Regions from separate parts of the Homo sapiens genome. Here region 1 is linked to region 2. Evidence: read pairs that join two places in POLR2A ChIA-PET (ENCODE). Cell type or tissue: IMR-90. All regions are shown on one strand. Links, peaks and the distances in the headings refer to the core of each region. The heading gives the core; the rest is flanking DNA. Region 1 overlaps MYH11 (myosin heavy chain 11). Region 2 overlaps NDE1 (nudE neurodevelopment protein 1).

Region 1 (11,040 bases), core at 1,831-9,830, 76 kb before region 2:
TTATACCCAACAGGCGGGGCCAACTGGAATGGGGTGACTAATACATCCACACCTGGCTTCAACAAAAATCTCCCATGTCACGGTCTTGAGTTTGCTATTGCCAGCCTGCTCTGGCCAGGGAAATCTATGATAGTTGTATTCATCATCATCATCATCATCATCAACATGCCTTGGCTGTTATTGTATAGGCCCTTGCCCTGTGGCTCTCAAGAGTCCTGGATAATGTACAAAGGACATAGCTTAGTCTGGCTTGCAGAATTGTAGTATTCTATTGACTCCTCAGTACCTCCACTGCATCATGGGCACAAACAATGCTCTCTACCAGGGCCTGGCAACAGAGTCCGATCTGGCCCACAGCTTGTTATTGTAAATAAAGTTTTATTGGAACACAGCCATGCCCATTTGTATGCATAATGTCTATGGCTGGCTGCTTTTGTATACTACAGTGCTAGAGTTGAGTAGCTGCGACAAAGACTGTATGACTTGGCTGGGTGTGGTGGCTCACGCCTGTAACCCCAGCACCAAGGCAGGTGGATTACTTGAGGTCAGCAGTTTGAGACCAGCCTGGCCAACATGGCGAAAGCCCGTCTCTGCTAAAAATAAAAAATAAAAAAAATTTAAAAATTAGCCAGCTGTGAGATTACAGGCACACAACTGTAACCTCAGCTACTCAGGAGGCTGAGGCAAGAGAACTGCTTGACCCAGGAAGTTGGAGGTTGCAGTGAGCTGAGACTGCACCACTGCACTCCAGACTGGGCAACAGAGAACCACTCTGTCTCAAAAACCAAAACAAACAAACAAACAAAACATTGTATGACTTGCCAAGCCAAAAATATCTACTATCTGGGCCTTCACCAAAAGTTTCCCAACTCCTAGCCTATATTCAAGGGGGTATATGTTCCTTTAAGCATATAGAGACAACACTTTTCTTTTCCCTACTTCATCAGTGGATTTTTTTTATTATTATTTTCAGTCTTCTCTCAGATCAAGCCTACCTATTATCCTGATAACCCACATCCCATGATAACCCAGCAAAGCTGTATTATCAGTTCCTTTCATTTAATATTCACCATAGTAAAAATTACGGCTTTGGGCATTGTCATTGTTTGAGTCAGGAATGTAAAAAGCCTATATGTCCTTTTTCTGTATATCCATATATCAGGATCTCTGAGTTACAAATTATGCTCATTAGAGAGTGGAAAATAGGATGCCATGCTTAATTAATTTATTTATTTAATTATTTTGAGACAGAGTCTCACTCTGTCACCCAGGCTGGAGTTCAGTGGCGCAATCTCAGCTCACTGCAATCTCCGCCTCCCAGGCTGAAGCGATTCTCCTGCCTCAGCCTCCCGAGTAGCTGGCATTACAGGTGTGCACCACCATGCCTGGCTAATTTTTTTTTTTTTTTTGTATTTTTAGTAGACATGGGGTTTCACCATGTTGGTCAGGTTGGTCTTGAACGCCTGACCTCAAATGATCCACCCACCTTGGCCTTCCACAGTGCTGGGATTACCAGTGTGAACCACCACGCTTGGCTGCCATGCTTAATTTCTAAACCAGGATGATTGGGAAGATGATGAGGGGGGAGTTTTGCATGTCGGCAGGAGGGCATCTGCCGTCATGAAATCTCTTAATAGTGTATAACTCACAGGTACTGTGCTGGCTTAGGAGGAGGGAGGCTACCACAGCAGCGTTAGTAGGAGAATATGGAATGGAAACTAGGCTTTCCCAGCAATGGCTATCACTGGCTGATGTCCTACTACGTGGGCACAGGTCCCTGGGCTGTTGGTCTCTTCACTGGTGTTTGTGGAGTCCCATCATGGTGGTCATAAACGTCATTTCCTCTCTGACCTCAGAAGATCTGGAAGGACAATGGGAGGGCTGGGGTCCTGGCCTTGGTTTCTAAGTTTCTAGTTTCCCAGGGGTTCTGACCAGCAGGGTGTCCTTGGCAGGTGGACTATAATGCGAGTGCCTGGCTGACCAAGAATATGGACCCGCTGAATGACAACGTGACTTCCCTGCTCAATGCCTCCTCCGACAAGTTTGTGGCCGACCTGTGGAAGGACGGTAAGGCCTTCTCTGCTCGGGTCCATGTTCTGCTTTGAGCTGGAGAATTGAACACCCAAGTCCCCCGACTCTCACACCTGCCCCAGGAGGGGAGGCCTTTACATGGGGGCAGGGGAAGGAAGAGCATTGGCATGGGCTGGTGATGTCTCGTTGAAACAATTTCTTCCTGAGTGGGGGTCCCTGAGCCCCTCAATCCTACATGTCCCGAGGGGATTGAGGTCCTGAGGTCAGGGCTCAGGCAATAGAGGAGAAACAGCATGCCAGGCACGGGGAGTTAGACTGCCCTGTCCAGAGTCAGAAGGACTTCACTGTATCTTGTCTCTGCCACCTCCTAGCTCTGTGGTCTTGGATGAGTCACTTGATGTCATTAAGCTTCATTGTCCTCATTAGTAAAACAGGAGATGCAATAATAGTTGCCGTCTCTACTAGAGGTATTATGAGGGTTAAATTAGACCAGTGATGCTCAAACTCAAGCAGGCATCATGACCCCCTGGAAGGCTTTGTTTATTTATTTAGGGACAGAGTCTTGCTTTGTCACCCAGGCTGGAGGGCGGTGGTGCAATCTTGGCTCACTGCAGCCTCCACCTTCTGGGTTCCAGTGATTTTCCTGCCTCAGCCTCCCAAGTAGCTAGCATTACAGGCACACACCACCATACCTGGCTAATTTTTGTATTTTTAGTAGAGACGGGGTTCCCCCATGTTGGCCAGGCTGGTCTCAAACTCCTGACCTCAGGTGATCCGCCCACCTCAGCCTCAAAAAGTGCTGGGATTACAGGTGTGAGCCACTGCACCTGGCCCTCTTTGGAGGGCTTTTTAAAACCCAGATGGCTGGGCCTACCCTAAGATCTAATTCTGCAGGTCTGGGGCCAGGGATGGGGCGGGCCTGAAAACATTCATCCCAGGTGATGCTGCTGGTCTAGGGACCACACTCCGGCTCCCTTTGAGAACCAGTGAATAGATGATCCCTGTGAAGAGCTGCTGGAGTGATGATGAGGGGAGGGGGTTTGCTGTTTGTCCCTGGCCATCAGTGTCCACAGCAGGTTTTATTCTTGGCACAGGGCCCATGGGCCTGGGGCTTACAGGACTGGTCTCCCCTTGTTTTAAGCATGCTAAAAAAAGGGCTCCAGGAGGGGCCAGCTGTGCCCTAACCATATGCCAGGCTCTGGGCCTAGGGAACAACATCGCACCCTGGGTCTGTGTCATCCCAGGACACATGATGAAGCCTGTAGTCCCTCCTCTGCGGGACCCACAGTCTTGTGGGAGAGATGAGACTCTCAAAGACAAGCAGAGAGACAAGCATGAGGCTGCGCATGGTGGCTCACACCTGTAATCTCAGCACTTTGGGAGGCTGAGGCAGGAGGATCAGTTGAGGTCAAGAGTTCGAGACCAGTCTGGCCAACGTGGCGAAACCCCATCTCTACTAAAAATACAAAAACTAACTGGGCGTGGTGGTGGTAATCCCAGCTACTCGGGAGGCTGAGGCAGGAGAACTGCTTGAACCTGGGAGGCGCAGGTTGCAGTGAGCTGAGATTGTGCCATTGGACTCCAGCCTGGGCAAAAGAGCAAGACTCTGTCTTGAAAAAATAAAACTAAAAATAAAAAATAAAAACAAAATTAGCCGGGTGTGCTGGTGGGTGCCTGTAATCCCAGCTACTCAGGAGGCTAAGGCAGGAGAATCACCTGAACCTGGGTGGTGAAGGTTGCAGTGAGCCAAGATCGTGCCACTGCTCTCCAGCTGGGCGACAGAGTGAGAGCTTGTCTCAAAAAAAAAAAAAAAAAAAAAAGATTGTTACACAGAATCTGAGTAGAAGGTGAAGAAATGGTGCCATCCATGGCCTGTGGGTTGGGCTTGGCATGTGCAGGACCTGCTGGGCTGGTAGAAAAAGAACCTTGGAGGTGATGATGATGATGATGATGATGATGATGATGATGGCCGGGCGCGGTAGCTCACGCCTGTAATCCCAGCACATTGGGAGGCCAAGGCAGGGGAATCACCTGAGGTCAGGAGTTCGAGACCAGCCTGACCAACATGGAGAAACTCTGTCTCTACTAAAAATATAAAAAAAATGAGCCGGGCGTGGTGGCGCATGCCTGTAATCCCAGCTACTGGGAGGCTGAGGCGGGAGAATTGCTGGAACCCGGGAGGCGGACGTTGTGGTGAGCCGAGATCACGCCATTGCACTCCAGCCTGGCCAACAAGAGTGAAACTCCGTCTCAATAAAATAAAATAATGATAATAATAATAATAATAATAATAATAATAATAATAATAATACCTACTTTTTGTTGAGCACTTACTGATGTGCCAGGCTATCTCGGAGTGTGTGCTGTATCTTCTGCCTCAGAATATTTCTTCCGTGGATACCTACATGGTTACCCACTCATTTCTTGCTGGTTTCTGCTCAAATATCAACTTAGCAGAGCCCACCACCTCCTTGTCTAAGAGAGCACCCTCTTCACTCTCTCTCCGCTTTACCCTATTTTTATTTTTCTACGCACACCTCACTACTCAAGATATTCCATACTTAACATCTGTGATCTCTGTCTGTCTCCTTCCCTGTGATATAAGCGGGGTGAGGGGGCCGGGTCTTTTTTTGTTCACAGCAGTGTCCCCAGGGCCTGGAGCACAGAAGGTCCTCAATAACTATTTGTTGGTGGATGAAAGATTGGAGGCTGGCAGGGAATAAGTGCCTTCTGTGCCTTATTTTTTTTTACCCCTGCCCTAGAAGGTAGACGGTATTATTACCTCCCTTTTGTAGAAAGGGAGACTGAGGCACAGGATAGTGCCAAGCCAAGGCTAGTCAGTGAGTGGACAGCGAGAGCAGGCTTGACTCCTAGGTCAGCGTGACTCCATCACAGGGAATTTGTTCTTTCTGCCACTCAGGTGCTCTCAGGATTTCCCCAATAGACAATACTTGGAAACCCTGACTGCCGAAGGAGGCGTTGGTGATGGAAGGAAAGATTGGAGTGGGCAGGTTGGTGGGTGGGGCTGGGGCTGAGCCTCTGGCCTATTTAGGGGTGGGTGGGCCAGAGGCTGATGCCACCCTGGCTGTGCCCCATAGTGGACCGCATCGTGGGCCTGGACCAGATGGCCAAGATGACGGAGAGCTCGCTGCCCAGCGCCTCCAAGACCAAGAAGGGCATGTTCCGCACAGTGGGGCAGCTGTACAAGGAGCAGCTGGGCAAGCTGATGACCACGCTACGCAACACCACGCCCAACTTCGTGCGCTGCATCATCCCCAACCACGAGAAGAGGGTGAGGCCCGCCGCCCAGACCCTGGGGCTCCCAGAAGCCAGGGCTGTCCCAAGCGGTCACAGCGTCCCCAGGGCGCCCTCTGCCCCCACCTACCCCGAGGACCCCATTTTCCATGTGGGGAAGGCTATCTGAATCTCAGACCCATTCCCCATCCCTGGAGGAAAAGGAGGAAGGGAGGATGCATCCAGAGACTTTTCAGTTGTGGAGTTGCTGTGCAGGTCATCCAGCCACTCATTCATTCATTATCCCAGGAAGTATTCACTGGGCTCTGCCCTGTCCTGGGTGCTGGGGAGCAGTGTTAGAAAAATTGTAGCCCTTCCCTGTGGGTTTCTCATAATCTGGTGCAGGCATCTTCAGCTTGGGGCGATTGTGTCCTCTATATGGACATGCTACAGACATTTTTGGTTGTCACAACCAGGAGGGGGCTGTTAGTCAGCATCTAGTGGGTAGGGGCCAGGGATGCCCTAAGCATTGTACAATGCACAGGATGGTCCCTCAACCCCCAGCACAGAATCCCTACAAGATGCCAGTAGTGCTGAGGTTATGGGAGACACGGGGAGAGGTAAACATACAGCTGATGATGGTGATGGAATGTGGTCAGTTAGGAGAACACCAAAGAGCCAGGGCTCCTCCCACAGCCTCAGGACTCAGAGAAAGCTTCTGGTGAACTTGAACGTTAAGAATGTGTGGCCATCAACTTGGTGACATGGAAGGCAGGGTGGGGCCTAGGATAAGCAGGGGGCCTAGGATAAGCAGAGGGCCCAGGCTAAGCAAGAGTGTGGAGGTGAGAAGTGAAGGAACTAGGTAAGAAAATGCTAGATAGTGTCCAGGCGTGTTGCTCACGCCTGTAATCCCAGCTACTCAGGAGGCTGAGAAACAAAAATCTGTTGAACCCAGGAGGCGGAGGTTGCAGTGAGCTGAGATTGCACCACAGCATTCCAGCCTGGGCAGCAGAGCGAGACTCCATCTTAAAAAAAAAAAAAAAAAAGGAAAGAAAATGCTAAATAGGTCATTTCATGTTGCAAATGTGTGATGGCATGAGGTAGGAATCAGATGGTGTGAGGTAGGATTGAGGCTGAATGGGTAGGCAGGGGCTAGATCGTGGTGCTCCTTGTGTTCTTTCTGGAGCTTGGCCTTCTCTCTCTAGGCATGCCATTGGGGGTGTTAAAGCAGGGCTATATCATGGTCAGATTTACATTTTAGGAAGTGAATGAGGGGGCTGGGCATATGCTAGCTCATGCCTATAATCCCAACACTTTGGGAGGTTGAGGTGGGAGGATCACTTGAGACCAGGTGTTCAAGGCTAGCCTGGGCAACATAGCAAGACCCTATATCTACAAAAACATTTTTAAAAATTTTCCAGGCATGGTAGCACATACCTGTGGTCCCAAATACTTGGGAGGCTGATTTGGGAGGATCACTTGAGCCCAGGAGTTTGAGGCTGCAGTGAGCCATGATCGCACCACTGGACTCCAGCCTGGCTGACAGAATGGGACCCTATCTCAAAAAATAAAAAGGACAAAGGGATTGAGGGGAGAGGCAAGACCAGAGAGAGAGACCAGGTGGGTGGTTTCTGTGGTTGTCCAGGCAGGAGAAGATAGTGGAGACAATGGTGGTGAAGAGAAGTGGGGGGGTTGGGAGATATTTGGGAGCTAGAAGCAATCAAACTGCTGATGGACAGGAAGTGAGGGAGACGAGGTGATGAGGAGGAAGCCCCAGGTTCCAGCCAGGCGATGCTAGTGTCACCAAGAACCAGAGAGATCATGAGGCAGCCATTGCCGAAGCAAAGAGATGAAAACCCAGAGGGGGGCACTGCTTTGCCCCTCGGCCCTCAGCTAAGCCCTCCTTGGGTGCTTCTGTTGGTACCCTCATGGCCTGGCCAGGTGGGTCATCCAGGTAGGAGGTTTGGGGCTTTGCTGCGCCATGGTTTCTGGCCCCAGGGATCCACTGCCCTCTTTGACCTTTGCAGTCCGGCAAGCTGGATGCGTTCCTGGTGCTGGAGCAGCTGCGGTGCAATGGGGTGCTGGAAGGCATTCGCATCTGCCGGCAGGGCTTCCCCAACCGGATCGTCTTCCAGGAGTTCCGCCAACGGTAAGTCCCAAGGTCTGGCCCAGGTAGGGCAGGGGGTGAGCGGGACTGGGTGGAGGAATGGATGCTGGAGGTACCCGGGGTGACTTCTGCTCTGTGTTTCAAGCTACGAGATCCTGGCGGCGAATGCCATCCCCAAAGGCTTCATGGACGGGAAGCAGGCCTGCATTCTCATGGTGAGCCCAGAAGTCCACCAGAGACCTCCCAACCTCTGGCCGCAAGCCACCTGCTGCTCTTGGTGGGACCGTTCTTACCCATGTCATCACTGGCCAAATGGCACAGTGGAAATCAGGAGCTCTTCCTTTCCTTCCTTTTGCAGATCAAAGCCCTGGAACTTGACCCCAACTTATACAGGATAGGGCAGAGCAAAATCTTCTTCCGAACTGGCGTCCTGGCCCACCTAGAGGAGGAGCGAGATTTGAAGATCACCGATGTCATCATGGCCTTCCAGGCGATGTGTCGTGGCTACTTGGCCAGAAAGTAAAGATGCTTTCCTGCATCCTAATACCTCAAACGCGAATCACAAACAGGGGCCTTTCTGTTCTGATTCCCTGATTCTAAGAGGCCACCTGTTTAAGATGCATCATTGACTGAATGACAGCCTTTTCTTGAAGGGGAAGAAATGCTTCTACTTTAAATAAATGTACCAAGTTACGAGTGCAGGAAGGGAACGAGTTTTAGACCTGGGTTCTCATCGTGGATGCCCCAGTTTTTGCTGATGAACCTTGGGCAAGTTACTCTACCTCTCTGAGCTTCCAGTTTTTTAGCTGGAAACTGAGCATAATCATTTTGACCTCAGAGAGCTGTTCATGAGGTGTCACTAAGATAACGCATGACGAGAGCTTAGAACAGTGCGTGGTTCTCAGGTCAGAAATGATTGTTGTTGTTTTTACCTCCCTCCCTCACTCCTTCCTTCCCTCCCTCCCTTCCTTCCTTCCTTTCTTCTTCCTTTTTGAGACAGAGTCTCTCTCTCTCTCTCTGTCGCCCAGGCTGGAGTGCAGTGGCGCAGTCTCAACTCACTGCAACCTCTGCCTCTTGGACTCAAGCAATTCTCGTGTCTGAGCCTCCCGAGTGGCTGGAATTAGAGGCGCCCACCACCACACTGGCCTAATTTTTGTATTTTTAGTAGAGACAAAGTTTCACCATGTTGGCCAGGCTGGTCTCAAATTCCTGGTCTCAAGTGATCCACCTGCCTTGGCCTCCCAAAGTGCTGGGATTATAGGCATGACCCACTGCGCCCAGCCTAGACATGTTAGAATTGGATAAACCATTGAGGAAAGAGGACTTGACGGTGTCTAGATCCCCGTGTCCCAGTGGGATTTATAAGGCAGGGTTTTGGAGGGTGTGATGTCCCAGCTGTTCTGTGAAGACTGGGAGCCGGGGAAGGGTTCGGGTTCCTTAATGAAAGTCATACCCCAGGGACTGCAGGGACAGGTGGGGTCGCTCTCTGTCTGGGGTGTGTGTTGTCATTGGGCAGAGACCACACCCTCACCAGTAGGACCCTGATGTGTCAGGTTCATTCATTGACACATGGACCCAAGATGGTCAAGGCCAGCTTTGGGAGCTCTTGGCCCTCCCGCAACAGACCTAACTTGTCAAGTTTCGTTACTAAGTTCCCTGTTGCTGTCCTTCCTGGATAACTGGGGCAATTTTATTCTTAAAGTTTTCCTGTGTCCAAGATGGCAGCCAAGCAGGGAAGACAGAATTACGTTCACTGTTCTATCGTTTCTCAATCTATCGATAGCCCTTAAACGGGAAGAGTGCTGGTTCAGGGTCACAGTGTGAAATTCCTAAAACAACCCAGGAGAGAATAGGTTTGACAGGGCTGGGTGTGGTAGCTGACACCTGTAATCCCAGGCACTTTGGGAGGCCGAGGCAGGAGGATTGCTTGAGCCCAGGAGTTTGAGACCAGCCTGGGCAACATGGCGAGACCCCTATCTCTACCAAAAAAAAAAAACTTTAAAAATTAGCTGGGCATGGTAGCATGTGCCCGTAGTCCCAACTACTTGGGAGGCTGAGGCAGGAGGATCATTTAAGCCCAGGAATTTGAGGCTGCAGTGAGCCATCATCACACCACTGCACTCCAGCCTGGGCCGCAGAGCCAGACCCTGTCTCTGAAAATAAACAAATAAATAAATAAGTTAGTCAGAAACAGCTGGTGTAGGCTGGGCATGGTGGCTCCTACCTGTAATCCCAGCACTTTGGGAGGCCAAGGTGGGTGGATCACCTGAGGTCAGGAGTTTGAGACCCACCTGGCCAACATGGGAAACCCCATCTCTACTAAAAATACAAAAATTAGCCAGGCATGGTTGTGGGCACCTGTAATCCAAGCTACTCAGGAGGCTGAAGCAGGAGAATCACTTGAACCCCGGAGGTGGAGTTTGCAGTGAGCTGAGATCGTGCCACCGCACTCCAGCCTGGGCAACAAGAGCGAAACTCTATCTCAAAAAAAAAAAAAAAAAAAAAAGAAAGAAAGAAAAAAGAAACAGCTAGTGCAGCTGGGGAGTACGGGAGCCCCCTTAGGAATGATGCACATAGTTGTGTTTTCTGAGTGGTGTTTGGATCTCAGCTAAGTCCAGGGCATGTTGTGAGCCCTGGGTCTTCCTTGTCCACTGAAAAAGGCTCTGTCCTGTAGATGATTTAAGTTGTTTGCAGCCAGACAACACATGTGTCACACAGGGTTTCTGGAAGAACCTGAGTTGGGGAGATTGGGGCATGTCCCTGTGCAGGTTCAGGATGCTGCAGGGCAGGGCTCTGTTGACAGCAGGGTGTGGCTTCATGACCCCCGCACCTTCTCTTCCCCCCTCCCTAGGGCTTTTGCCAAGAGGCAGCAGCAGCTGACCGCCATGAAGGTGATTCAGAGGAACTGCGCCGCCTACCTCAAGCTGCGGAACTGGCAGTGGTGGAGGCTTTTCACCAAAGTGAGTGCTCTGCCCCAGCCCCCTTCCCAGGGGCCCCCAGCCCTGCTTCTTCACTCTGGAGCCTTCACATTTGGGACAGGAGGTGGTCGCAAGTGGGTGTGGAATGGAGGGCTCGAACTCAGACCTTGAGCATTGGCGGTTCTCTGGCCCGAGGAGGCCCTGTCCTTTGGCACATAGGCTATAGCCAGGACCTTAACACAAAGTATTAATATTTCCATCCGCACTGGAATCCCTCGTGTGGCCCATTTATAGCCACACCCACTTCCTCCGTAGCCATGGAAACCACTCTGTTCTCCAGTTCTGTAATTTTGATGGTTCAAGAATGCTGCCGGGGGCGGCGGCTCACGCCTGTAATCCCAGCACTTTGGGAGGCCGAGGCAGGCGGATCACTTGCGGTCAGGAGTTCAAAACCAGCCTGGCCAACATGGCAAAACCCTGTCTCTACTTAAAATACAAAAATTAGCTGGGTATGGTGGCAGGCACCTGTAATCCCAGATACTCAGGAGGCTAAGGCAGGAGAATCTCTTGAACTCAGGAGACAGAGGTTGCAGTGAGCCAAGATCATGCCTGCACTCCAGCCTGGGTGAAAGATTGAGACTCTGTCTCTTCTTTCTTTTTTTTTTTATTTAAAAAAAAGGCCAGGCACGGTGGCTCACGGCTGTAATCCCAGCACTTTGGGAGGCCGAGGCGGGTGGATCACAAAGTCAA
Region 2 (11,040 bases), core at 1,969-9,968:
TTAGGGAAAAGAAAAATGAAGAGAGCCTTAGGAACCTGCCTGACAATATAAAAAGGTTATGTGTATAGATGGCGTCCGAGACGGACAGGAGAAAAAGAATGAGGCAGAAAAAAAACTCTCTGAGGAGGCCGGGTGCAGTGGCTCATGCCAGTAATTCCAGAACTTTGGGAGGTTGAGGCAGGAGGATCACTTGCTCCCAGAAGTTTCAGGCTGCAATGCACTATGGTGGCACCACTGCCCTCCAGCCTGGGTAACAGAGCAAGACCCTGTTTCCAAAAATAAATAAAAGAAAAAACATCTGTGCTTTTTTTGTTTTTTTGTTGTTTTTTGTTTTGTTTTGTTTTTGAGACAGAGTCTAGCTCTGTCACCCAGGCTGGAGTGCAGTGGCGCAATCTCGGCTCACTACACGCTCCGCCCTTCCCAGTTCACATCATTCTCCTGCCTCAGCCTCCCGACTAGCTGGGACTACAGGCACCCGCCACCACGCCCGGCTAATTTTTTGTATTTTTAGTAGAGACGGGTTTTCACCATGTTAGCCAGGATGGTCTCGATCTCCTGACCTCGTGATCCGCCCACCTCGGCCTCCAAAAGTGCTGGGATTACAGGCGTGAGCCACCGTGCCTGGCCACATCTGCGCATTTCACTGTATATAATTCATATATAAATTTTTTAAAAACAAGTGTTCTTATCCAAAAAAACTGCTTGGCTGAGAGTAATTCTTCTGTAAATGTTAGTCATTATCATTCTGCTAAACCACAGAACATCAGTTTAGGAATCACTGGGCTGGGCGCAGTGGCTCACACCTGTAATCACAGCACTTTGGAGGCTAAGGAGTTTGAGACCAGCCTGGCCAACATGGCAAGAGCCCATCCCTACTAAAGATACAAAAATTAGAATGGTGTGGTGGCACGTGCCTGTAATTCCAGCTACTCAGGAGCCTGAGGCATGAGAATTGCTTGAATCCAGGAGGCAGGGATTGTAGTGAGCCGAAATCACGCCACTGTACACCAACCTGGCGACAGAGACTCTCCGTCTCCAAAAAAAAACAAAAAACTGTTCTTTGAAAAAGCTTCCTTCCCACCTTAGGGGCTTAGCACAGGCTTGGTGTTCTGTCTGGAATGTTCTTGTCTCACACCCCTCCTGGCATCATGGCTACTCATTCCTCTGGTCTTAGCCTAAATAGCATTTCCCCTGGTAAGGCTCGCCTGACGCTCCCAGGCCAACAGCCAAATTAATACATCCTATTACACACCCCCACAGCACCCTGGGCTGCCAGCCTTGCTGCTGTAATGAAATTGCACTTCTTCGACTATTGTCCATTTCCCCCCGGGCACTAAAATCCAGAAGGGCACTGGCTTTGTTCTGCTCACTGCTTAGTTCCCTATACTCAGCACAGGGCCCAGTACCCAGCTGCTGGGGACAAAAAGCAGAGAGGAGAGTCTCCCACTCGTGCTTTTCCCTTCCACCCATACCGCTTGGCTCTTTCCAGGTCGTCATTTGCTTGCTCCAGCTCTCTGATGTATTTCTGCAATTGGTCTTTAATGGCTTTGGTCTGCGCGAGGTCATCCTCCAAGGCTGAGATCTGCCGGTAGCCTTCAGAGTGCTGCACTTCAAACTTCTCCTGAAGGACAACACAGACACTGAGTGAATGACTTAAGACTTCTGAGAAGGCTAGACACAGTAGCACACATCCACCTGGAGTCACAGCTACTCGGGAGGCTAAACTGGGAGGACTGCCTGAGCCCAGGAGTTAGAGGCTGCAGTGAGCTATGACTGTAACACTCCACTCCAGCCTGGGCAACACAGCAAGACTCCGTGTTTTTTTTTTTTTCTTTTGAGGCCGAGTCTCACTCTGTTGCCCAGGCTTGAGTGCAGCGGCAAGATCCTGGCTCACTGCAACCTCTGCCTCCCAGGTTCAAGCAATGCTCCTGCCTCAGCCTCCCAAGTGGCTGGGAATACAGCCACCCACCAACAATAGTGGCTAATTTTTGTATTTTTAGTAGAGACCGGGTTTTACCACGTTGGCCAGGCTGGTCTTGAACTCCTGACACCTCAAGTGATCTGCACGCCTCGGCCTCCCAAAGTGCTGGGATTACAGGTGTGAGCCACTGCACCTGGCCTGACCCTCTCTCTTTATGAAACTACTCCTCCCACCACACTCCCTGGGTGGGGCTCCAGGCTTTCTGTCCCACCCTCCCACCACAATCGGGAGACAAGCCAGGCTCAGTCAACAGAACCTTCTCTCCAGAGCTGACTCTTAGGCAAGTGATGTAACGTGGTGGGAACAGGCAGGTGTCATTCAAAGCAGGCACAACGGACCAACTGTTTTAATTATGTCCTGAGTGCCTCTGCCCCCTGAGCACCTTGAATCTTGCCTACTCTCAACAGGGTTGAGATTCCTATAGCCTCCATCATTCTTCAGACAAATCATTCTACCCAAGGTGTCCACAGCCAAAGCAAGCCACGTAAACCTCTCCAAGCCTCATCCACACGGCAACATGGGCCTCCTTCACACATATCATCAGTGTATTACAAAGAGAGTCACCAGCCCGGCTCACAGAGTGAGACCTGGCCTCTACAAAAAATAAAAACTAGCAGGGCATGGTGGCTCTTGCCTGTAGTCCTAGCTACTCGCGAGGCTGAGGTGGGAGGACCATTCGAGCCTGAGAGGTCGAAGCTGCAGTGGGCTGTGAAGGCACCACTGCACTCCGGCCTGGGCAACTCCCTGCTGCCTCAAAAGGAAAGAAATCATAATGACGTCCGTTGTTTGTGCCCACAACAATGGGAGGGCAGCATGAACTTGGTTTTAAAACAGTCCGCCATTCTGAATTTTTGATCCAGGACTCCCCGTTGTGACATGGAGAAAAAAGGAACAGTTTGATCTCTAGGTTATTTAAAAACATAAAGACAGGCCAGGCGCAGTGGCTCACACCTGTAATCCCAGCACTTTGGAGGGCTGAGGTGGGCGGATCACCTGAGGTCAGAAGTTTGAGACCTGCCTCGAAAACATGGTGAAATCTGGACTCTACTAAAAATACAAAAAAATTAGCCAGGCGTGGTGGTGCATGCCTATAATCCCAGCTACTCAGAAGGCTGACGCGGGAGAATCGCTTGAACACGGGAGGCGGAGGTTGCACCACTGCACTCCAGCCTGGGCAATAACAGCGAGACTCTGTCTCAAAAAAAAAAAAAAAAACCAGAAAAACAAAGAAAGAAAGAAAAAGAAGGAGGGAGAAAAGGAGGGGATAAAATGGGGGAGGGAGAGAGAGGAGAGAGGAAGGGAGACAGAGGAGAGAGGAAGGGAGGGAGAGGGAAGGAAAGGGAGAGAGATCTATGTTAATTACCAAAGGAACAGTCCAGCTGACTTCTCAATGATTCCCTGTTGCCAGCTGCAGCAATAACATCCATTACATACTTATTCTGTGCCACCTCCAGGCTAAGTACACCACCTATGTTGTCTCATTAATCCCACTTTGGAGACATGAACACTGAAGCTCAGTGACCTGACTAGCCCAGAATCAACTGGTAGCAAATGACTGAGCCAAGATCAAACCCCAGCCTCCTGAGCAGGTGTCCTTAAGCAATTATGCTAACCAGCCCCAAACCATTTCAATCCAGATCACCTGCCCACTCCCGAGCTCTCTTGATTCTGTTCCGGCTCTGCTTCCAAATTACTTTCCTTCACCAAACACCCAGAGCCAGGTGTGGTGCCTCATGCCTGTAATCCCAGCACTTTCAGGTGGCAGAGGCAGGATTGCTTGAGCCCAGGAGTTCTCGACCAGCCTGGGCAAGACTCTGCCTCTACAAAAAATGTGAAAACAGCCAGGCGTGGTGGCATGCACCTGTAGTCCTAGCTACTTGGGAGGGTGAGGCAAGAAGACTGCCTGAGACCAGGAGGTTGAGGCTGCAGTGAGCTATGATCACGCCGCTGCACTCCCGCCCAGGCCACAGAGTGAGACCACGACACTTAAAAAAAACAAGCAAAAAAAAAAAAAAACCCAAAATCACCAGCCTGGCAACATGGCGAAACCCCGTATCTACTAAAAATACAAAAAATTAGCTGGGCCTGGTGGCGGGCGTCTATAATCCCAGCTACTTGGGAAGCTGAGGCAGGCCAATCTCTTGAACCCGGGAGGCGGAGGTTGCAGTGAGCCCAGATCGTGCCATTGCACTCCAGCCTGGGCAACAAGAGCAAAACTCTCTGGCAGTGGTGGGGGACTGGGAGGGGGCGGGCAGGCAGGCACACTGAATAACTGTTTCAATTATGTCCTAAGTGCCTCCCACCTCCTGCCCCTTGAGCACCTTGAATCCTGCCCACTCCCAAACCTGGTTCCCACAATCTTCAGACAAATCATTGTCTGAAGCCCCCAGCAATCTTCAGACAAATCATTCTGCCCAAGGTGTCCACAACCAAAGAAAGCCACATGGACCTCTCCAAGCCTCATCCACAGGGGCAACGCAAGCCTGCTTTCACACATTATCACCGTATTACAAAGAGTCACCAGCGTGGCCCACAGAGCCAGACTCAGTCTCTACAAAAAATAAAAATTAGCAGGGCATGGTGGCGTCGCCTGTAGTCCCAGTTAGGAGGCTGAGATGGGAACACCATTTGAGCCTGGGAGGTTGAAGCTGCAGTGAGCCGTGATTGCATCACTGCACTCCAACCTGGGCAACAGAGTGAGACCCAGCTATCTCAAAAAGCAAAAAAAAAGGAATCTCAATGACTTCTGTTGTTTGTGCCCACAACAATGGGAGAGCAGCATGTACTTGGTTTACACAACAGTCAATTATTCTGAATTTTTGATCCAGGACTCTCCGTTGTAGCATGGAGACAGAAAGAACATTCCAATCTCTGGGTTTAAAAACAAAGACAGGCCGGGAGCAGTGACCCACACCTGTAATCCCAGCAATTTGGGAGGCTGAGGCAGGTGGATCACCTGAGGTCAGGAGTTCAAGACCAGCCTGGACAACATGGTGAAACCCCGTCTCTACCAAAAATGCAAAAAAAAATTAGCCGAGTGTGGTGGTGCGTTGTCTATAATCCCAGCCACTCGGGAGGCTGAGGCAGGAGAATCGCTTGAACCCAGGAGGCGGAGGTTGCAGTGAGCAGAGATTGTGCCACTGTTCTCTAGTCTGGGCGACGAACAAGACTCCATCTCAAAACAAACAAACAAAAACTAAGACAGAAGGGAGGGAGAAGATGGAGGAAGGGAAAGGGAGAGAAAAGGAGAGGAGAGAGACAGAGAGGGAGATCTTGTTAATTACCAAAGAAACAGTCCAGCGCACTTCTCAATGATTCCCTGTTGCCAGCTGCAGCAATAACATCCATTACATACTTATTCTGTGCTGGCCTCCAGGCTAAGTACACTTCCTATGTTGTCTCGTTTAATTCCACTTCAGAGACATGAACACTGAGACTCAATTACTTAACTAGCCCAGAATCAACCAGTAGCAAATGACTGGGCCAAGACCAAACCCCAGCCTCCTGAGCAGGTGTCCTTAAGCAATTATGCTAACCAGCCCTAAACCATCTCAATCCAGATCACCTGCCCGTTCCCGTGCTCTCTCGATTCTATTCCTGCTCTGCTTCCAAATTACTTTCCTTCACCAAACACCCAGAGCCAGGTGCGGTGCCTCATGCCGCAATCCCAGCACCTCAGGTGGCAGAGGCATATTAGCCTAGGCAACATAGGAAGACTCCATCTCTACAGAAAATTTAAGAACAGCCAGGCGTGGTGGCATGCACCTGCAGTCCTAGCTATGGGGGAGGCTGAGGTGGGAGGACTGCTTGAGGCCAGGAGGTTGAGGCTCCAGTAAACTATGATCATGCCACTGCACTCTAGCCCAGGCCAACGCTTAAAAAAAAAAAAAAAATCACCAGCCTGGGGCAACATGGCGAAACCAAAATACAAAAATTAGCCCGGCATAGTGGTGCACGGCTGTAGTTCCAGCTACTTGGGAGGCCAAGGCGGGCAGATCACTTGAGGTCAGGAGTTTGAGAACAGCCTGGCCAACACGGTGAAACCCCCGTCTCTACCAAAAATACAAAAAATAGCTGGGTGTGGTGGCAAGTGCCTATGGTCCCAGCTACCCGGGAGGCAGGGGAATCGCTTGAGCCCGGGAGGCGGAGGTTGCAGTGAGCCAAGATTGTGCCCCTGCACTCCAGCTTGGGTGACAGAGACCCCATCTCAAAAAAAAATCAAAACCGAAAACACAAAACACCCATCCTAGATTCTACAAACATAAGAGAAAACACTTCCCACAAGAAAGGCGCAAGGTCTAATTTAAAAGTTAAAAAAGGCCAACTTCTCTTTACTCAATCAAGTAAACAAAGCCGTTGCTAGAAAGTCCGGATGCACCCAGGGTGATGTAATGGTGCCTAGGCCAGAGAGGCGTGGCGAGAGCCATTGTGCAAGAAGACTCCAAAGAAAGAACAAACAGATGATTTACAGCGTTGGAAGGATGAGGAGGGCGGACCACATCCCTGCTGCCGCCCGCAGCACCCTCCCCATTTCCTGGCTGTAAGCAGAGAAGTATCTGCACCCAGCAAGTAGAGGCAGACCAGGCCCTGTTCCCAGGCGTGGCTCTCATCGCCTCACACCCTTTATTTGGGAACATCTCCAAATAAAACAGGATCTTAAGTCATTAACCTAAATTCAAACGCAGGCTCCAGGAGGACGCAGCGAGTGGGCTCCACCGACTGCACTGGCGATTGAGAGATCTCCTCGGAACCTGTGGACATGAAAACCTGTTGCTGAAATGTTGTGCTGCCATTTGGGGCTAATTCGAATAAGCTGTCAGCTGATGGGGGCATCAATAGATGCTCTGTTTGGTCCCTTAAAGGCTTTTTCATTCAACCCGTGATGAATAAGCCAGTTGTTAAGAAGTCCGGCCCAGCTGAATATATTTCTCTTAGGTGACTGACAAATACTTGCTGGTGGCAGGGTCCTCGTTATTCCAAGGTACCCTGTTTCTTCACTGTGCTGTGTGCTCTGAGTCTCCTGCATCTGACATGTGGCTGCAGTACAGTGGCGCAATCTCAGCTCACTGCAACCTCCACCTCCTAGGTTCAAGCAATTCTCCTGCCTCAGCCCCCGAGTAGCTGGGACTACAGGTGTGCGCCACCATGCCCAGCTAATTTTTTTATTTTTAGTAGAGACGGGGTTTCACCATGTTAGCGAGGACAGTCTCAATCTCTTGACCTCATGATCCGCCCGCCTCGGTCTCCCAAAGTGCTGGCATTACAGGCATCAGCCACCACGCCAGGCCCAAGAGCTCAGTCTTGAAGCAGAGAATTACTGAGTAATTCTCTTGATATTTTACTCAGGATCCATGGAGGGCCTGTTATCCTCTCCAAACTGCAGTTCATACCACTAATCTTCCTCCTACCCAGCTTTTCAACCCAGAGTCCCCTTCAATTTAGGAACTATAATCAGCCAGGCGCAGTGGCTCACACCTGTAATCCCAGCACTTTGAGAGGCCGAGGCAGGCGGATCACTTGAGCTCAGGAGTCCCAGACTAGCATGGGCACATGAACCCGTCTCTACAAAAAATAACAAAAATTAGCCAGGCGTGGTGTGGCAGGTGCCTGTAATCTCAGCTACTTGGGAGGCTGAGGTGGGAGGATCACTTAAGCCTGGAAGTCAGAGGTTGCAGTGAGCTGAGATCACACCACTGCACTCCAGCCTGGGTGACAGGGGGAGACTCTGTCTCCAACAGCAAAAACAACAACAACAAAAAGAACGATAATCATTGCTCATTGTGTGTAGCAGGTGTTCAGCTGTTAACAAATGGGTGAAGTGGGCCAAGTACAGGGAGAGGCAGATGACACTAAGGTCTCCGTGTCACGGATATGGGGATTGGGGGAAACTCAACAATGTGTGTTCTAAACAACCACTACTCAGGTTTTTTATTTTTTAACTTTTGCTCTGTCACCCAGGATGGAGTGCAATGGTACAATCATAGCTCACTGCAGCCTCAACCTCCTGGGCTCAAGCAATGCTCCTGCCTCAGCCTCTTGAGTAGCTTAGACTACAGGTGTGCACTACCATGTCCAATGAATTTTTTATTTTTATTTTTTTGTAGAGACAGAGTCTCGCTATGTTGCCCAGGCTGGCCTTGAACTCCTGGTCTCAAGCAATTCTCCCTCCTCAGCCTCTCAAAGGGCTGGGATTACAAGTATGAACCACCATGCCTGGCCAGAAATCCATCTTTTTACAGGAAGCTTTACAAATTTTGATGGATGGGGGAATATATATAATAAAAGGCAAGTAAGTAGGGGAAATATTATTGGTAGAGCCTAGGTGGTGGTGGATACACAGGTATTCACTGGAAATTCTTTCAGCCTTATATGCTGGAAAACGTTCATGGGGAAATGCTGAACAAAAACCCCTGAAGGCGATCAAACAACACCTATGGGGCAGATGGATCTGCAGACGGCCAGCTGCACTCTGTGGTCTCCAACAGAAAGCTTCAGCTTCAATGACCACCTTCAACGTGTCTGGGACCTCTCCTCCGCCCTGCCCCAAACCCCCAATCCATTTGTTGGTCCCACACCCTTTCCTATACATTAGTAAAGCTGGGCTTGCCAAGGTCCACCCGACACCCATTCTTGTCCACGTCTGTGATGGGTACAGATCAACTCTCCTTCAGCCCCATCTCCCCAAGCACCAAGTGTCAGCAACACATACACCTACAAACACCCTCCACACAGCCTCCCTCAACCCATGCAGTCCTTTCTTTTTCTTTCTTTTTTTTTTTTTTTGAGACAGAGTTTCGCTCTTGTTGCCCAAGCTAGAGTGCAATGGTGCAATCTCGGCTCACTGCAACCTCCGCCTCCCGGGTTCAAGTGATTCTCCTGCCTCAGCCTCCCAAGTAGCTGGGATTACAGGCACATACAACAACACCCAGCTAATTTTGTAGTTTTAGTAGAGACAGGGTTTTGTCATGTTGGTGAGGCTGGTCTCAAACTCCCAACCTCAGGTGATCTGCCCACCTCGGCCTCCTGAAGTGCTGGGATAACAGGCATGAGCCACCGCACCCAGCCAGTCCTTTTTCTCTTGAAAGGCCCCCACATCAGAGTTCTGTGACTGAGCTTCACGTCCCCAACTGCTTCATGGCATTAGGTTTGTCTTCCCAAAGAAGGCAACCAGCACTTCCCCTTTCACCGTCCATCATACCTAGCCCTGGGCACACACAGTTTTGACTCTTCCATGAAGCAGCTCATCAAAATGTACATTGGGAGTTTAATGAGAAAAAGAAAACCACACAGACATGCCAGGGCCCCACCCAGACTTACTGAGAAATGGAATCTCAGAGCAAGGCGGGGAGATGGGGATGGGGAGAGAGGGTTCAGGCCTGTCGGATGTTTATGAAGCTGGCCTAGTGATGCTGGCTGGCAGCTAAGGCTGAGAGCCAGTCTCTGGGGCACGGTGTTGACTTAGTGATCCCTTGCTGAGCCCTACAGCATGTACAGAAGGGATGGTTTTTACCTTGCAGAGCACTGGGTCTCCAGATACCTGGCTATGTCTAGAGGTGCTTTTGGTTTTCACCACCTTGGAGGTGCGGGGAATGCTACTGGCATCTAGAGGGTGGAGGCCAGGGATGCTGCCAAACATCCCACAGTGTGGTCAGGCGGGGTGACTCATGCTTGTAATCCCAGCACTTTGGGAGGCTGAGGCGGGCGGATCACCTGAGCTCAGGAGTTCGAGACCAGCCTGGCCAACATGGTGAAACCTCGTCCTTGCTAAAAATACAAAAATTAGCCGGGCGTGGTGGCTCACACCTGTAATCCCAGCACTTTGGGAGGCTAAGGCGGGTAGATCACACTGTCAAGAGATCAAGACCATCCTGGAAAACATGGTGAAACCCCATCTCTACTAAAAATACAAAAATTAGCCAGGCATGGCGGTGTGTGCCTGTAATCTCAGCTACTCAGGAGGCTGAGGCAGGAGAATCACTTGAACCCAGGAGGTGGAGGTTGCAGTGAGCCGGGATTACGCCACTGCACTCCAGCCTGGCAACAGAGTGAGACTGCGTCTCAAAAAAAAAAAAAAAAAAAATTAGCCAGGCGTGGTGGAGGGTGCCTGTAATCCCAGCTACTCAAGAGGCTGAGGCGGGACAATCACTTGAACCTGGGAGGCGGAGGTTGCAGTGAGGTGAGATTGTGCCACTGCACTCCAGCCTGGGCAACAGAGCAAGACTCCATCTCAAAAAAAAAACAGGCTGGGCACAGTGGCTCACGCCTGTATTCCCAGCACTTTGGGAGGCTGAGGCAGGCGGATCCTGAGGTCAGGAGATCAAGACCATCCTAGCTAACACGGTGAAACCCCGTTTCTACTAAAAATACAAAAAATTTAGCCAGGCGTGGTGGCAGGCGCCTGTAGTCCTAGCTACTCGGGAGGCTGAGGCAGGAGAATGGTGTGAACCTGGGAGGCGGAGCTTGCAGTGAGCCGAGATCGCGCTACTGCACTCCAGCCTGGGCAACAGAGCAAGACTCCATCTCAAAAATACAAAACAAACAAACAAAAAACCCACAAAGCAAACCTCAGTCCCTCCCAACGGAGGATGATCCGGGCTCCAATGTCAACAGCAGCCAGGTCGAGAAACCTGCTCTGAACTGGCAGAGTGCAACACACCTTTTGGTAATGAAGGAAATGGTCTGCAGCCCCTCTGTCCACTAAGGAAACTCACTGGCCACACGTGGCTCCTAAGCACTTGAAATGTGGCTACTGTGACTGAGGAATTAAGTTTTTATTTTAATTCATTAAATTTCAACAGCCAAATGTAGCTAAGGGCTACAATATTGGACCTGATGATATTACTCTAGCAACACCTCCATACCCTAAAAATGTCTCCCTGGCCAGGTGGTGGCTCATGCCTATAATCCCAGCAATTTGGGAGGCCAAGGCAGGAGGACTGCTCGCGTCCAGGAGTTCAAGACCAGCCTGGGCAACACAGCGAAACCCTGTCTCTATAAAAAATACAAAAACTAACCAGGCATGGTGCCGCATGCCTGTAGTCTCAGCTACTCCCGAGGTT

Evidence for each region. ChIA-PET counts read pairs that join two places held together with the same protein. Peaks named below come from ENCODE experiments on the same cell type or tissue, not always from the same donor. Only the 100,000 strongest peaks of a DNase experiment are listed, where the experiment ranks them.
Region 1: POLR2A ChIA-PET joins it to region 2 with 12 read pairs; 4 of 35 experiments call an interaction of 5 or more read pairs at or near these places.

The regions. Positions count from the first base shown.
Region 1 is chr16:15,744,421-15,755,460 of GRCh38, reverse strand. MYH11 (myosin heavy chain 11) reads left to right here. Exons shown (of 41, transcript NM_002474.3): 15 at 1,953-2,067; 16 at 5,130-5,323; 17 at 7,293-7,414; 18 at 7,518-7,587; 19 at 7,731-7,891; 20 at 10,224-10,332. Among named protein-coding and RNA genes, the nearest start is that of NDE1, 100 kb to the right of the region's middle. In IMR-90, for the core only: no CTCF peak of the experiment used is centred there; no DNase peak of the experiment used is centred there.
Region 2 is chr16:15,668,382-15,679,421 of GRCh38, reverse strand. It overlaps NDE1 (nudE neurodevelopment protein 1), which reads right to left. Exons shown (of 9, transcript NM_017668.3): 4 at 1,473-1,621. Among named protein-coding and RNA genes, the nearest start is that of NDE1, 24 kb to the right of the region's middle. RefSeq lists an enhancer at 5,887-6,628. In IMR-90, for the core only: no CTCF peak of the experiment used is centred there; a DNase peak (open chromatin) is centred at 6,461; H3K27ac peaks cover 1,167 bases.